2 separate regions of the Homo sapiens genome follow, and region 1 is linked to region 2. The links are chromatin loops, found by intact Hi-C in ENCODE. Cell type or tissue: psoas muscle. All regions are shown on one strand. Links, peaks and the distances in the headings refer to the core of each region. The heading gives the core; the rest is flanking DNA.

Region 1 (7,579 bases), core at 1,237-6,236, 590 kb before region 2:
CGTTTTACATGGATGGCAGCAGGCGAAGAGAACTTGTGCAGGGAAACTGCTGTTTTTAAAACCATCAGCTCTCACGAAATTTATTCCCTATCACAAGAACAACATGGGAAAGACCAACCCCCATGATTCAATTACTGCTCACTAGGTTCCTCCCCCGACACATGGGAATTGTGGGAGTTAAATTCAAGATGAGATTTGGGTAGGGACACAGCCAAACCATATCAACCCCTCTTCTGTTTGCCCAGGAATTTCATTCTCAGCTTATCTGAGTGCTTTGCTTTTCTCAAGGTCCAACCCCAGCCACACTGCCCAGGTGACTTGGGGGTTCCATATTGATGAGCCCTGCTCACAAGGCCTACCTGCAGCCTGTCCTCTATTTCCTGAGTTCCCCCCTTCCCTCAGTCTCCAGCTCCTTGCCTTAGAGGCCAATATCAAATACTGCCCCTCCCTTAGAACTCTCCCTTGAACCTCTGTGGCCTTTTGTGGGACCTCTCCTCAGTCTCCCTAATTTCTGTGATTAACTTATCACCTAATTAAATGGTATGCTCCTGTAGGGCAGAAATCTAATTATTCCTTCTGGGAGACTGTCATACAGAATGAGAGAGGTCTCACTCCCCCAAGAGTACTAGAGAGCTCTTCACCTAACATTTTTCGCATCTTGAGATTCGGAAGGATAGAGATTGATTACTAGGCCTTGCCTTTAGCATTTTTGTTTTCTCCAACAAAATTGCAAAAACTTTAGAAAAATGGGAAGAAGAAAAAACATGAATCCCTCCTTCCTCTAACACAACTACAGCCTTCCCTTTGGCTATGACAAATGCTGCCCAACAGAAATTTAGCATGAGTCACAATTGCATTTTAAATATAACTTAAATACAATTAAATTTTCGAGTAGAACCAATTAAAAAGTTAAACAGGTGAAAATTTGAATAATATAATTTATTTAGCCTAATATTCAAAAGTAAGTATGATCTCAACATGTAATCAATATATTTAAAATTATTTATTCACCAAGTCTTTAAATTCAACTTAACAGCACATCTCAATTCAGAGTACTCACATTTCAAGTGTTTATTAGCCACATGTGGCTAGTGACTATCAGATCAGATAGTATAATCCAAAAATAGACTCTCCGTACCCCCCCTGCCCCATTTAATGTGACTAAAATTAGACATCATCTTAAAGTGGATGTGAAAAGAAACCTGCCTCCTTTTTTTCTCCCCAAAAGCTGCTATTGTTCAATCCATGGATTTATTGATGGAGTCTAACAAGCAAGGAAATATAGTGTTATCAATTTGTGTATTCCTTCCTGGTCTCTTCATCTACATGCTCCCCACAGGGAAAGTACTATTTATAGCTTGCTGCTTTTACATAATATATTTTTTCGCTAGGTCATACAGTGTGCTCATGTTTAGTCATTAGGCATGTTTCTTTTGGGCAATTGGGGTTGCATTCAATTTTTAAAATTTAAAATTTATAATTATAATATGGACATCTCTGTATATGTAGCCATTTCCATAGACTCCAAGAAGTTGGATTTCTGGGTTGAGGGGTGCGAGCATCTGACCTTTTTCCGTGTGTTGCCAAAATGCTTTCCAAGAGGATTGTTTTTATATCCTCTTTCTTCCATTTCTTTCTTTTTTTCAAGCAAATTCTAAAGAGTAGTCTTTTGGTAGTGTTTTGAGAGTACCAGTTTCATTATCACTGGAATTTTTTTTTTTGGAAGAGGGTAACTAATTCAGTAAACAAAAGTTAGTAATTTTGTATTCTATTTATTACTTGTGAAATTAATTGCTTTTCCACATGTTTATTTACTAGCTCTATTTCCTCTTTTGGAAATTGTGTACTCCTGTCCTTCATCGTCAAAGTTTGATGCAGAAATGCCACACCTTCATTTCAAGCTACCAAGTGCACAAGAAAAAAGAATGCAAGATTTAAAAAATGATTGTTTTGACCCCTTACACAAATGTCTTACTCCTGGCTTTAATTAAGCTGCTTGAGGGCTGATAGCTCTGCCTTACCCTGGTAATCAGCAAAATGGTCCTGTGGCTGGGGAGGCCCTGGCAGCAGGAAGCCTTCAAGGAGCCATGGGTCTGTGCTGACTCTGGCCTTACAACCTTCCAGCCTCCTTTGCTGGCATTGATGGGGTTCCATTTTTGAATGAACTAGTTTAATGTGGATCCAAATTTATTGTGCATATTCTTTCGTTTTGGTTTTCAAAAGATGGCTTATTCACATGGAAATGTACACCAGTTTAGCCCTGGGCCCTCCCTTTACCTTCATATGTGTAAAAGCTTACACAGGTTTCAGAAAATAAATGGTTTCATTTTCTCTAAAATAACTAGTACAAAATAAAACAGATGTCAGTTGTTGAGTCCAGCAGTACCTCTTTTTTCATCCCTCCAGATATGGCATTTTGGTTCTTAGGGGAACAAGACAGCTGTAACATCAGCCCACTGGCATCTGTTTTGGGCACTGAAGAGGAAAAGTGTTCAGTAGAGTTAAGATTATTGTTTCTCACGTCAGCATTGGGACCCTAGGGAAGGGCAGTGGTGTTCCTAATGTTAACAATCTAGCACTACTATTCTTTTCCTCACCTCTCCCCACCCACTTTCTAAAACAACTTGAAGTTTTACAGAAATCCAAGTTACTGTGATAAAATTTATAACTCCAGAAATATTTGGAACTCTTGCCTTACATTGAAAATTTTTGAGAACCATTGCTTTAAATGAGATTTAATAACCTTGGACTTCGTCTGAAGCATCAGTGCTAACAACTTCAGGAGTCATTTGGGGCCTTAAACGGTTCTATTTAGAATCCAAGTCTTTTGGGTCTGAGGCCTTTTGTGACATATGTAGTCAGTTCTTGCTGTGATGTGTGGGGTGGGTGGATGCTGTTCAAAAGCAGAGGTCTGACAGTGGGTGCCTCTGCTTGAGAGGGTTGGCCTTCCCTCTGTCTGCTTACTGCCTTGGGAGGGAATGCAAATGGACACGTAGCTGCAGCATAAACAGTAGGAGGGACAGGAACCTGGCAGACCCTCTGCCACACCCTGGGTCCCTTCTACATTATTCATTTTGCTTTTATCCTTCTGGGCTGCCAAGAGGTAATGAAGCCAGCAGTGTACTGTGGGAAGCTGACATCCCCCACCTAACCTTCCACTTCTGCCCTCCAGACCAGATGGTTAGGTCAGTTCTCTCAAGCTCGCTTGCATCTTGAGGCTTTTCCTTTCAATGTGTTTCTGCTAGAAGCCTGTTTAGTTCTCACCTGTCTTTAAAATAGAAAGAAAAATAACCTTCCTTCAATGCTGCTATCCTGCTATTACAAACTACCATTTTTCACTTTTTTTTTTTTATACAGGGTCTCACTCTTTTTTTTCAGGCTGGAGTGTGTTGGCACAAGCCTGTCTCACTGCAGCTTCAGCCCCATGGGCTCAAGAGATCCTCCCACCTTTGCCTCCCAAGTAGCTGGGACCACATTCGTGTACCACCATGCCCAGCTAATCTTTTGATTTTTTTATAGAGCCCAAGTGTCTTGCTGTGTTTTCTAGGCTGGTCCCCAACACCTGAGCCCTAGTGATCCTCCCACCTCAGCCTCCCAGGGTGCTGGGATTACAGGCATGAGCCACTGCACCTGGCCTACTTCTTACTTTTCAACCAAATTCTGAAGACTAGTCTTCATCATTGCCTCACTTGCAACTCAATTCTTATGCCTGTTACCGGTGCAGAGACAATTTACCATTGGGCTTCGGCTGTCACTCCTCCAAGAAAACCACCTTCACTAGGGTCTTCCATTTGACGTCCTTGTAGGCAAATCAGGTGACTTTCGTAGTCCTTTTCCTCCTCCAACTTTCCCCTCCATGACAACAGTGTCCCTGCAATTCTATTGATCTTTTTAAATTAGTTCCATAGCTTCCCCTGTGTTCCCAAAGTATGAGTGTCCTGGAGGCTTGGATTCAAATCCTGACTCAACTTCCTATTAGTTTACATAACATTGGGTAAATTACAGCTCTGTGTCTCGGTTTCCTCATTTATAAAATAGGGAAAACATCAGAAGGTTGTGTGAGGATGCCTGACACTTAGTAAGTACTCAGTAAGTGTTAGTGCTGCCATTGTTACCACCCCCATCATCATTGTCACTTGTGTTGCTATGTGCAGCCATGGCTTTGGAGCAAGATCTCGCAAGGCTGCCCAGTATCCCTTTGTGTGGCTCCCAGAGGTGAGAGAGAGGCCTGCTGAGCCCTTTGCGTTTGCTTACATGGCTACATGGGAGGCCTGGCTACCTCTTCAGTCCCTTCAGCCACCATCCACCCTGTCTCAGGGCTCCATCCAAGCCATTTAAAGAGCCATTTCTGTTCACAAAGACAGACTCAAAATTATGATTCTGCTAATTATAAAAACTATCAGGAAAAAAATTTTCAGGCTTTTACTGAGTACCCAAGGCAGCACTTGCTCTGTGGACATGTTGACTTACCAAGTTCTATCTGATCAGTCACACTCACATGAAGATAGGCAGTTGACTCAGCTGACTTAGAGCAATTTTCAGAAAACAGAAACTGAAAGTCCAGGGTTATTCCATAGTCCATGCCATAAATCCCAGGGTTTCTTGCTGGTTTCGTGTTTGCTGGTCACATATTATAAACTCATAAAGACAAGGAAGGCCCTGCCCCCACCTTCATCCTGTGTTTGGCCACATGATCTTGTATGGAGTGGAAAGATGGGAGGGGAGGATTGCAGGTGAGTCTAGCATTTTTAGCTTCAGCCTTTTGCTTTTTCTTTCCTGGACTACATGCACATGCAAATTTGGGGTATTTCTGTATTTTGTGCTTTAAATTTTTTTCTTGTTGGGCCTTAATTCTTGTTGGGTACCCTGGGAAGAGTAAAATAAAGTTAACTCTGAACCATTCTTTTGGACTTGCTGAGGGATCAGGGCACCCTAAGTGACCAGGGGCACTTCTGCTTTCAGCAGAGGATGGAGGAAGGGCTGTGCTTAGCATTCTGAAGGCCTCGTTCTGAGTTTAAACCAATCCAGCCTTCTTTGGACTCCTGTTGTTCCCAAGACACTATGTTCTGAACATCTATGAATTTTATCTTCATCCAAAAATTACCCTGAAATGGAAACTGCCATCCCTCACAGATCTTTTTCTCTCTTCTGGCTTGTTTTGCTGTGCTTACTGCTCACTTTTCACTTCTTGATCCTAATTCCCTGGTTTCATGTATAAATATTTGAAGGAGAAACTGGTAGCAAAAAGGCTGTTACTCAGTCTGGTCATTCATTAAAAGTTATCACTGAACATTTGCAAGTGCTCTCTGGTTTCAGAGATTGTGCATTTTTTCCCTTGTCCCGGATGCACATGGGTAGTTAAGAGCTAATGTTGCCTTCTGGGAACTATTAGTTGAAAAAATAGCTTTTACATAGGCAAATTTAAATAGAGGGATGTAAATTACATCAGTGATGGAAAGGGTAGACTTTGGAGGGCTAGATGGGGTCTTAGAGAATTTCTAGTCAGATGAGGAATAGGCAAGGTGAGAAATGTGTCTGCAGCTACAGAACCCATTAATGACAAGCATGCAGAGCACTCCTCTGTCCTCTAATTCCCAAATTCTTCCTTGCCACTCTACCACCTCTTATCAATACTAATCATTTTTCATTCCATCTCCAGTATCCAGAGAGGAAGGTATTTTAATTAGTCCCTTCTAATTATGTGCTCCTTTTTTCCACCCCATTTTGTCACCTAATAAACCCTAATAAGGTCCCTTTGTAGAAATGGGAAACAGTGTCTGAAGTATCCATTGCTAGGCTAGGAACTCTCATTCCTTCTGCATAAGCTGACTGACTCAACTAAAGAAACGCATCTCACTTTTTCCCCATCCCATCTTGACTGTGCTATTCCAAACGCCACCTTGGTCTAACACAGGGCTCACCATTTCAGATAGGAGCGTGTTGCATGCACACATGCAGCACCAAGGCCAATGCGTAGCACACAGTAGGTAATCACCCCAGCCAGAAGCCATCTTTCCCGTGGTGTCTCTAGTCTCTGCTAGTCAGGTTACGCTTGTCAGCACTGCCCTGTGATATTTCCATGTATAGACATATTTATCTCCTCAACTAGATAGTAAGTAAGCTTTGGGGCAAAGAAGCCATGACTAATACATTTTGTTTCCCCACAGTATCTGCCTAGTATCTTGTACGTAATTTGCACCTGATAAAAATGGTTGATTATGAACAATTTCCTTGAGGAAATTACCTTAAGGGTGCTAAAGAGGAAAGCCTGGAAATTCTAGTACTTGTGAGGACTTATGAATAAGCACGGGCCTTACAAACCTTTCTGAAACTCAGCCCAAACTGAGGCCTATAAATTGAGATTGTTAGGATTTAATATGAGTAGATCTGGTTTTGCTAGCCACGGTGTACATGTTTTCTTTGTCTTTCTCCCGCTGTTGTGTTCTGGTTGTTTAGGACCCATTGGGCTTGTAATACAGAATTGTCAAGCACTCCCTACCCTGAGTAAGAAGCTTTCCGGCTGCTCAGGAGTCTCTGGCTGGAAGGCCATACTTAAGCTACTAGGCTACCCCGCCTTGAGCTTCGCTTGGCTTTGTACTATTCTACCAGTTTGGCTGGCTGCCTGGCCATAAGTAACTCTGACTATGTTTGTAGCCTGGAGAGAATCTCCCAGACAAGTTTGATGTCTAGGGGCACAGTAACATGACATCCATGTTATTGACTTACGAACTTACTCTAGCAAGGCAGTACCCAGGCAACCCACAGCCATTGTAGAGGTGTGGTTGTTTCCTGAAATGGCCCAATCTCATGCTCTTCCTGTGTTGACATCAAGCACCGACAGCTTTTTATGAAAGTCTCTTTAGCCAGGAAGGCTGAAGTAGTGACACAGCAGCATTGTTCAGTTCGGAATAGTTAACAGTGGTTTCAGAGTTTGGCTGGAATCTTGGGTCTTGATGAAACACATTGTACCCATTCCTGTCTCAAGCCAGGCCCTAGCAGAATTAGTGACCTAAAGCTTTCATTTAAGTAGTATTTTAATGTTTCCAGACATAGCCAAGCTAAAGACTTTAAAGCAACCTAAAGAACCAGAGGAGATGGGAGGAGTACAGTTCAGGAGTCGGATGGCTCTGAGTTTAAAGCCAGGCCATGCTACTGTGCAGCTGGTGATTTTGAATAAAGCGGTGTACTTCTCTGATCCTTGGGTTCTTAGTAGAGCTACCTCTGAGACTAATCTTGTGAGTTAAGCTCTGTAAAGCACTTGGCACCTTGTATGTCACAAAGAAGGCCTTCACGGATGCAGTGGCTCACGCCTGTAATCCCAGCAGTTTGGGAGGCCGAGGTAGGTGGATCACCTGAGGTGAGGAGTTTGAGACCAGTCTGGCCAACATGGTGAAACCCCATCTTTATTAAAAATGTAAAAATTAGCCAGGCAACGTGGCATGTACTTGTAATCCCAGCTACTCTGGAGGCTGAGGCAGAAGAATCACTTGAACCTGGGAGGTGGAGGTTGCAGTGAGCTGAGATCACACCACTCTACTCCAGCCTGGGCAACAGAGCGAGACTACGTCTCCAAAAAAAA
Region 2 (7,579 bases), core at 981-5,980:
CAGTATCCCCTGAGCACCAGAGGATCCCTGAGGAGGAGTGACATCTCTAGCTCAGCCAGGATACCGTGTTATGTTATTAACATTTATAGCTAACATCGAATAGCAGTTTCCATTACAACATGATTTTCACATAAGTTATTTAACTCTGAGGCAGGAATCAGTATCTCATTTTCATTTTTCTAATGAGGAAACAAGATTAGAAACATTGTGTTCACATAGATGGAAAAGGACAGGTCTGTCTTCATGTGTCACTCATACCAAGCTATCTTCTTACCAGATGAAAAAGGGTCATATTTTATGGTTCAGCAGAGTTTATATCAGTTGTCATAATGGAGGAATTTAGTGTTAGCCGTGTTTGCAGTGAAAGTAATAGGATTGAAAACTTGAATAATTTCATTTAAATTTAGATCTCCTTGTTACTCTGTAGGTTTGTGTGAACTGTAGACAATTTTGTATTAATAAAAAATAATGCGTATATACATACACACCTATCTACATTTATCTTGTCCTTTTTTTCAGAACCACAATGGACACTGCCAGCCATAGCCTTGTTCTTCTCCAGCAGCTGAACATGCAGCGAGAATTTGGTTTTCTGTGTGATTGCACAGTTGCAATTGGAGATGTTTACTTCAAAGCCCACAGAGCAGTGCTTGCTGCTTTTTCTAACTATTTCAAGATGATATTTATTCACCAAACAAGGTAAGGATGTGTTTTTGTAAATAAGAATTTTTAATATTGTGATTTATATAAGCTTTATTATAGTATCATTTTGGAAATTCTTTGTTACGGAGTCACACTAAGAAGTAAAATTATAATTTTTTTTTTTTTTTTTTTTTTTTTTTTTTTTTTTTGGCGACAGAGTCTTGCTCTGTCACCCAGGCTGGAGTGCAATGGTTCAGTGTCGGCTCACTGCAACCTCTGCCTCCCAGGTACAAGCGATTCTCCTGCCTCAGCCTCCCGAGTACCTGGGATTACAGGCGCCTGCCACCACGCCCGGTTAATTTTTGTATTTTTAGTAGAGGCAGGGTTTCACCATGTTGGCCAGGCTGATCTCAAACTCCTGACCTCAGGTGATCCGCCTGCCTCAGCCTCCCAAAGTGCTGGGATTACAGGCATGAGCCACCATGCCTGGCCAAATTATAATAATTTTTTATACATTAGTAATTAAACTCAGTGTGTAGGATCCATAATGGAAAATAAGAATGAAAATAAGAATAGCTAAAATTGGCTGGGCGCCATGGCTCACGCCTGTAATCCCAGCACTTTGGGAGGCCAAGGTGGGCGGATCACAAGGTCAGGAGTTCGAGACCAGCCTGGCCAATATGGTGAAACCCCGTCTCTACTAAAAATACAAAAATTAGCCAGGCATGGTGGTGGGCGCCTGTAGTCCCAGCTACTCGGGAGGCTGAGGGAGGAGAATTGCGTGTACCTATGAGGTGAAGGTTGCAGTGAGCCGAGATCGCGCCACTGCATTCCAGCCTGGGTGACAGAGCGAGACTCTGTCTCAAAAAAAAAAAAAGAAAAAGGAAAGAATAGCTAAAATTTATTGAAGGCTTATCCCATACCCAAGCACTAAGTATTTGCCCTATAATGTAAATTCTACTGCTGTCCCTATTTCAGGAAAAAGAAAACTGAGACTGAGTTAAGTAACATGCCCATGCAGGATTATACAGCTAATAAGTTAGATGCAGATTTGTCTGAAGCTATGTCTATGCTTTTAGTCACTAAGCTGTTAATTTTTGTTTCATATAACACTTTTGTTTTTTTTATTTTTTATTTTTATTTTTTTTGAGACGGAGTCTAGCTCTGTCACCCAGGCTGGAGTGCAGTGGTGCCCAGGCTGAAGTGCAGTGGCATGATCTCAGCTCACTGCAACCTCCGCCTCCCAGGTTCAAGCAATTCTCTTGCTTCAGTCTCCCTAGTAGCTAGGACCACAGGTGTGCGCCACCACACCCGGCTAATTTTTTGTAATTTTAGTAGAGACAGGGTTTCACCATGTTGGTTAGGCTCCTCTTGAACTCCTGACCTCAGATGATCCACCTGCCTCGGCCTCCCAAAGTGCTGGAATTACAGGCGTGAGCCACCGCACCCTGCTGATTTCAATAGGTTCTTTCAGAAGTTTTAAGATATCTTTATTGTGGCTATAAACATATAAAATTTGCCATTTTAACCATTTTTAATTATACAATGCAGTGGTGATAATCACATTCGCAATGTTGTACAACCATTACCACTGTCTATTTCCAAAACTTTTTTATCACCCCAAACAGAAACTTTGTACCCATTAAGCAATAACTCCCCATCTCACCCTCTCAACCCCCAGAAACCGCTAATTTACTTTCTATCTCTATGAATTTGCCTATTCTAGATATTTTATATAATACTTGTCCTTTTGTGTCTGGCTTATTTTACTTAGCATGATATTTTCTGGGTTCTCCATGTTGTAGCATGTATCAGAACTTCCTTCTTTTTATGGTTGAATAATATTCCATTGTGTGTGTAAGCCATCTTGTGTTTATCCACTCATCTTTTGGTGAACACTCAGCTTCTTTCTACCTTTTGGCTACTGTAAGTAATGTTGCAGTGAACATTGGCATACAGGTATCTGTTTGAGTCCCTGTTTTTAGTTCTTTTGATCGTTTACTTGATAGACTGTTAAATTCCTTAAGAGCAGGTACCTATTTTATTCATCAGTTTTCTACCGCTGGCATCTAGTATAGTGCATATCACTTAGGAGTCACTTGATTAATGTTGAACTATTCAGAATGTATGTCTGTGTTTCCTAACTTTAGGCAGTAGATTGAATACATGAAGACTTTTTGCTAGGCCATAAAGTTGGTATAAAATGAAAGTTTAAGCCTTTGTTGCCATGTTTTATTAAGGCAGATTGCTAGGTTCGAACTTCTTAGGAAGAAATTGCTTTAGTCTCAGACTATACTGTTAACTGAAAGGCCAGCTAGGTTGTGTTTCATTTCTTGTGGGTCTGTTTTTGTTTTTAACAGTGAATGCATAAAAATACAACCAACTGACATCCAACCTGACATATTCAGCTATTTGTTGCACATTATGTACACGGGGAAAGGGCCAAAACAGATTGTGGATCATAGTCGTTTGGAGGAAGGGATTCGATTTCTTCACGCCGACTACCTTTCTCACATTGCAACTGAAATGAATCAAGTGTTCTCACCAGAGACTGTGCAGTCCTCAAATTTATATGGCATTCAGATCTCAACAACCCAAAAAACAGTTGTCAAACAAGGACTGGAGGTCAAAGAAGCTCCTTCCAGTAACAGTGGAAACAGAGCTGCTGTCCAGGGTGACCACCCCCAGTTGCAGTTGTCTCTTGCTATTGGTCTGGATGATGGCACTGCAGACCAGCAGAGGGCCTGTCCTGCCACCCAGGCCCTGGAGGAGCACCAGAAGCCCCCAGTTTCCATCAAGCAGGAGAGATGTGACCCAGAATCTGTGATCTCCCAGAGCCACCCCTCACCCTCATCAGAGGTGACAGGCCCCACTTTTACTGAAAACAGTGTCAAAATACACTTATGCCATTACTGTGGGGAACGTTTTGATTCCCGTAGTAACCTAAGGCAACATCTCCATACACATGTGTCTGGATCCCTGCCATTCGGTGTCCCTGCTTCCATTCTGGAAAGTAATGACCTTGGTGAAGTGCATCCCCTTAATGAAAACAGCGAGGCCCTTGAATGCCGCAGGCTCAGCTCCTTCATTGTTAAGGAGAATGAACAGCAGCCAGACCACACCAACCGGGGTACCACAGAGCCTTTGCAGATCAGTCAAGTATCTTTGATCTCCAAAGACACAGAGCCAGTAGAATTAAACTGTAATTTTTCTTTTTCAAGGAAAAGAAAAATGAGCTGTACCATCTGTGGTCATAAATTCCCTCGAAAGAGCCAATTGTTGGAACACATGTATACACACAAAGGTAAATCTTACAGATATAACCGATGCCAAAGGTTTGGTAATGCATTGGCCCAGAGATTTCAGCCATACTGTGACAGCTGGTCTGATGTCTCCCTGAAAAGTTCTCGCTTGTCACAAGAACACTTAGACTTGCCTTGTGCCTTAGAGTCAGAGCTCACACAAGAAAATGTGGATACTATCCTAGTTGAGTAGCAGCTTCTCTTTCAGAATTTTTATACCAATTCTGAAAAAGAAAATTTGCGTGGCATTTTTAATTCATAAATTATTTTCCTCCTCAAGTTTCATTGACTTTTTTTCTTCACAGCTTATCCATGGTTTTAAGGTTGTATATATTAGATCTTCTCATAAGACATATTAATATGTGGCTATTAAAATGTAACATTCAATTACTACTGTGAACTTTTCACAAACGAAATAACAATTTAGAAATCAGAAATCAATGTAGAAATATGGAAACCTTAAATAGTTATTTATAGAATTCTAAGTTTTTCCAGTTATAGAATCAGTAAAATCAAATTGAATATAAAGTAAATGAAATCTGTTTTAAAGCATATTCTAAACTATCACTTCTGCCTACATTTCACATGAATTCACTCCTACCAGGATTATTTTTAAATATTTTCTTCCATATAGGAAATTAATAGTTACTTTAATGCATAACTGTATGTTATACATATGTTATAATGTATAAAAATTTATTTTAAGATATACCAAATCATGAGTAGTTTTATTTTTTAACTACTAGCTCCACAACATCTTACCTACATGGCTTCTCTTTACTTTTTAACATTGAGTATACCTCTTTTTTTTTTTGAGACAGAGTCTCTCTGTGTCGCCCAGGCTGGGGCGCAGTGGCGCGATCTCGGCTGACTGCAAGCTCCGCCTCCCGGGTTCACGCCATTCTCCTGCCTCAGCCTCCTGAGCAGCTGGGACTACAGGCGCCCGCCACCACGCCCAGCTAATTTTTTTGTATTTTTTTAGTAGAGACGGGGTTTCACCGTGTTAGCCAGGATGGTCTCGATCTCCTGACCTCGTCATCTGCCCGCCTTGGCCTCCCAAAGTGCTGGGATTACAGATGTGGTATATCTCATTTTTAATAAAAAAAACAGTTAAAGGGAGAAGAGTCAGAGAGACATTAAAAAATATTTAAGAAACAGTAAGATATACACACATAGATAAATAAGCATGCAGAGACAGAGACTGAGCTAGAACTGCATTGACTAAAAACCCCAGGGTTGTTAACTTGGTCTAGAGTGTTTTCTTAGACACCTTAAAAAGTAATTTGAGATTTTATGACCAGAGGTTTACATGAGTTGAAAGAGAATGATGATAAAATATAAATCATGTTTCTACCCTCAGCGTCAGGATTTTTGGGGCTTCCTGGGTTGATTTTAATTTTCTAAAAATCACTGAAAAAGTAATTTTTCAGTGGCACAGTTTTCACTTTTTTCCTGATCCATAAAACCAGCAAAGTGGATACATTCAGTGTTCTATAACTACATTTAAGATCCATGATGTTAGCTTTTCCTCTATAAATCAACTTAACTCTCTTTTATAATGGTGACACTTACAAAGCTAAAACCCCAGGAAAATTAAAGTTGATGAAAGAAATAACAGATTCCCCGGCTCTATATACCTGGGAAATAGCTGGTTAAGCTTCACCACAAAGGATAGATCTAAATTGTTTCTGAAATGTTTAAATTTCAAACCCCGCATAGTCAAGGATAATAAAACAGACTCATCTTTTTTTGCCCTCTTGTTAAATTCTAAGCTTCACGGGCATTTGAATACATCTAAAAAATTTGGTTTGTGAGCCTTAGAATTTAACCACTTACAAAACTCTTGAGCTCCCTCCACTTCTGAGGACGTTTCCTGACACATTCAACAGCATCAGCGTCCAATCAGGAGGGAGCTCAAAGAGTAATCCAGCTAATTCTAAGGACACAAAGGTTTTCTCTAGGTAAACAGTTTAGGTAAATTACAAAGTGGTAAGTTTTTCTTGAGGATTGAATGAAGAAAGCTACTGGATATTGTGTAAGGCAGTTGAGTTTCTGCCTTAAACAAGTGAGTAAAGGCTCCTATGGTTAAGACTGATGTGTGTTGAGAGCACATCTAACTTGATAAGATCAATTGTATTGGGAGTAATTAAAACAAATGTATGTTCTTTGGGGTCAGAACTTTGTCTAATCTTAAACTTTTTTCTACCAATTCACTTAAGCAACTATTGAAATTTGTACTGCCCTCAAAAATATCATCTCATTGGAAGAACACAAGTATTAACATTGATTTTTTGTATTTTAGGCTAGTTAAGATATATTTCCTAGCCTTCTTCAATTCAAATTCTATTGTTCTTATTAAGATAATTTTTCTCCTCTATATTCTTCCCTGTTTGCCTACTCATTATTATTATTTTTTTAATTTAATTTTTTTTTAAGATGGAGTTTCACCCTTGTTGCCCAGGCTGGAGTGCAATGGCGTGATCTCGGCTCACTGCAATCTCTGCTGCCTGGGTTCAAGCGATTCTCCTGCCTTAGCCTCCCAAGTAGCTTGGGATTACAGGCATGCACCACCATACCCAGCTAATTTTGTGTTTTTAGCAGAGACAGGGTTTCACCATCTTGGTCAGGCTGGTCTGGAACTCCTGACCTCAGGTCATGCACCAGCCTCGGCCTCCCATAGTGCTGGGATTACAGGTGTGAGCCACCGTGCCAGGCCCACTCATTATTCTTTGACACAGGAAATCCTTGTATATAGCTAAAGGGTGGAGGTAGAGTTGTACATGGTTGGTTGGATAAGACAGCAAGTGCCTCAGGGCAGAGTTTGGATAAATGGTAAGAGTTTGCTAGCAGCTGATTGGCCGTGATAGACAACACTCATTTAAAGCAGAAATATATCTGTTCGTTGAGAGTTAAGAAAATAGTGGTTAACTGTATTTCTATTCTTATAGTTCCTTTTAATATTAGAAATTCAAAGCAAATGCTCTTTCCTTGTTCCTTAAAACATTCATTCTGTTTAGGAAGTGGGAAAATATCAACTTCATTTTATAGAAAAAAAATCCCAAAAGCTGAATTCCAGAGATGCAGTGAATAGTGGTGTGGGACTGACCCCCAGTTTTTGTTATTGTTGTTTTCATTTATTCTGCAGGCTTTTTTTTTTTTTTTTTTTTTTTTTTTTGAGACAGTCGTGCTGTGTCGCCAGGCTGGAGTGCAGTGGTGCAATCTCAGCTCACTGCAACCTCCGCCTCTCGAATTCAAGTGATTCTCCTGCCTCAGCCTCCTGAGCATGTGCCACCATGCCCAGCTAATTTTTGTATTTTTAGTAGAGACAGGGTTTCACCATGTTGGCCAGGATGGTCTCGAGCTCCTGACCTCATGATCTGCCTGCCTCAGATTACAGGCATGAGCCACCGCGCCCGGGTCTGCAGGCATTTTTTAAAGTAACTGTCATATGCCTAACACTGTGCCCTGAGTATTATTTTTTAAAGACATGATTGCTCACTGAGAAAATTTGCTTTGTATTTTAAAAGTTCTTCCAGCTAGGCCAGGCGTGGTGGCTCATGCTTGTAATCCCAGCACTTTGGGAGGCCGAGGCGGGCGGGTCACGAGGTCAGAAGATCCAGACCATCCTGGCTAAC

Evidence for each region. A loop is a pair of places that touch in the nucleus more often than their neighbours do. Peaks named below come from ENCODE experiments on the same cell type or tissue, not always from the same donor. Only the 100,000 strongest peaks of a DNase experiment are listed, where the experiment ranks them.
Region 1: a loop joins it to region 2, with 8 times the contacts of the local background. A loop is called at or near these places in 1 of 110 quality-filtered maps.

What each region holds. Positions count from the first base shown.
Region 1 is chr14:65,078,539-65,086,117 of GRCh38, reverse strand. The region is part of intron 3 of MAX (MYC associated factor X); the gene reads left to right. Among named protein-coding and RNA genes, the nearest start is that of MAX-AS1, 7.6 kb to the left of the region's middle. In psoas muscle, for the core only: no CTCF peak of the experiment used is centred there; no DNase peak of the experiment used is centred there; H3K4me3 peaks cover 457 bases; H3K27ac peaks cover 2,524 bases.
Region 2 is chr14:64,483,481-64,491,059 of GRCh38, reverse strand. It overlaps ZBTB25 (zinc finger and BTB domain containing 25), which reads left to right. Exons shown (of 3, transcript NM_006977.5): 2 at 520-699; 3 at 3,003-7,579. The coding sequence starts at 527. The coding sequence ends at 4,137. Among named protein-coding and RNA genes, the nearest start is that of ZBTB25, 17 kb to the left of the region's middle. In psoas muscle, for the core only: no CTCF peak of the experiment used is centred there; no DNase peak of the experiment used is centred there.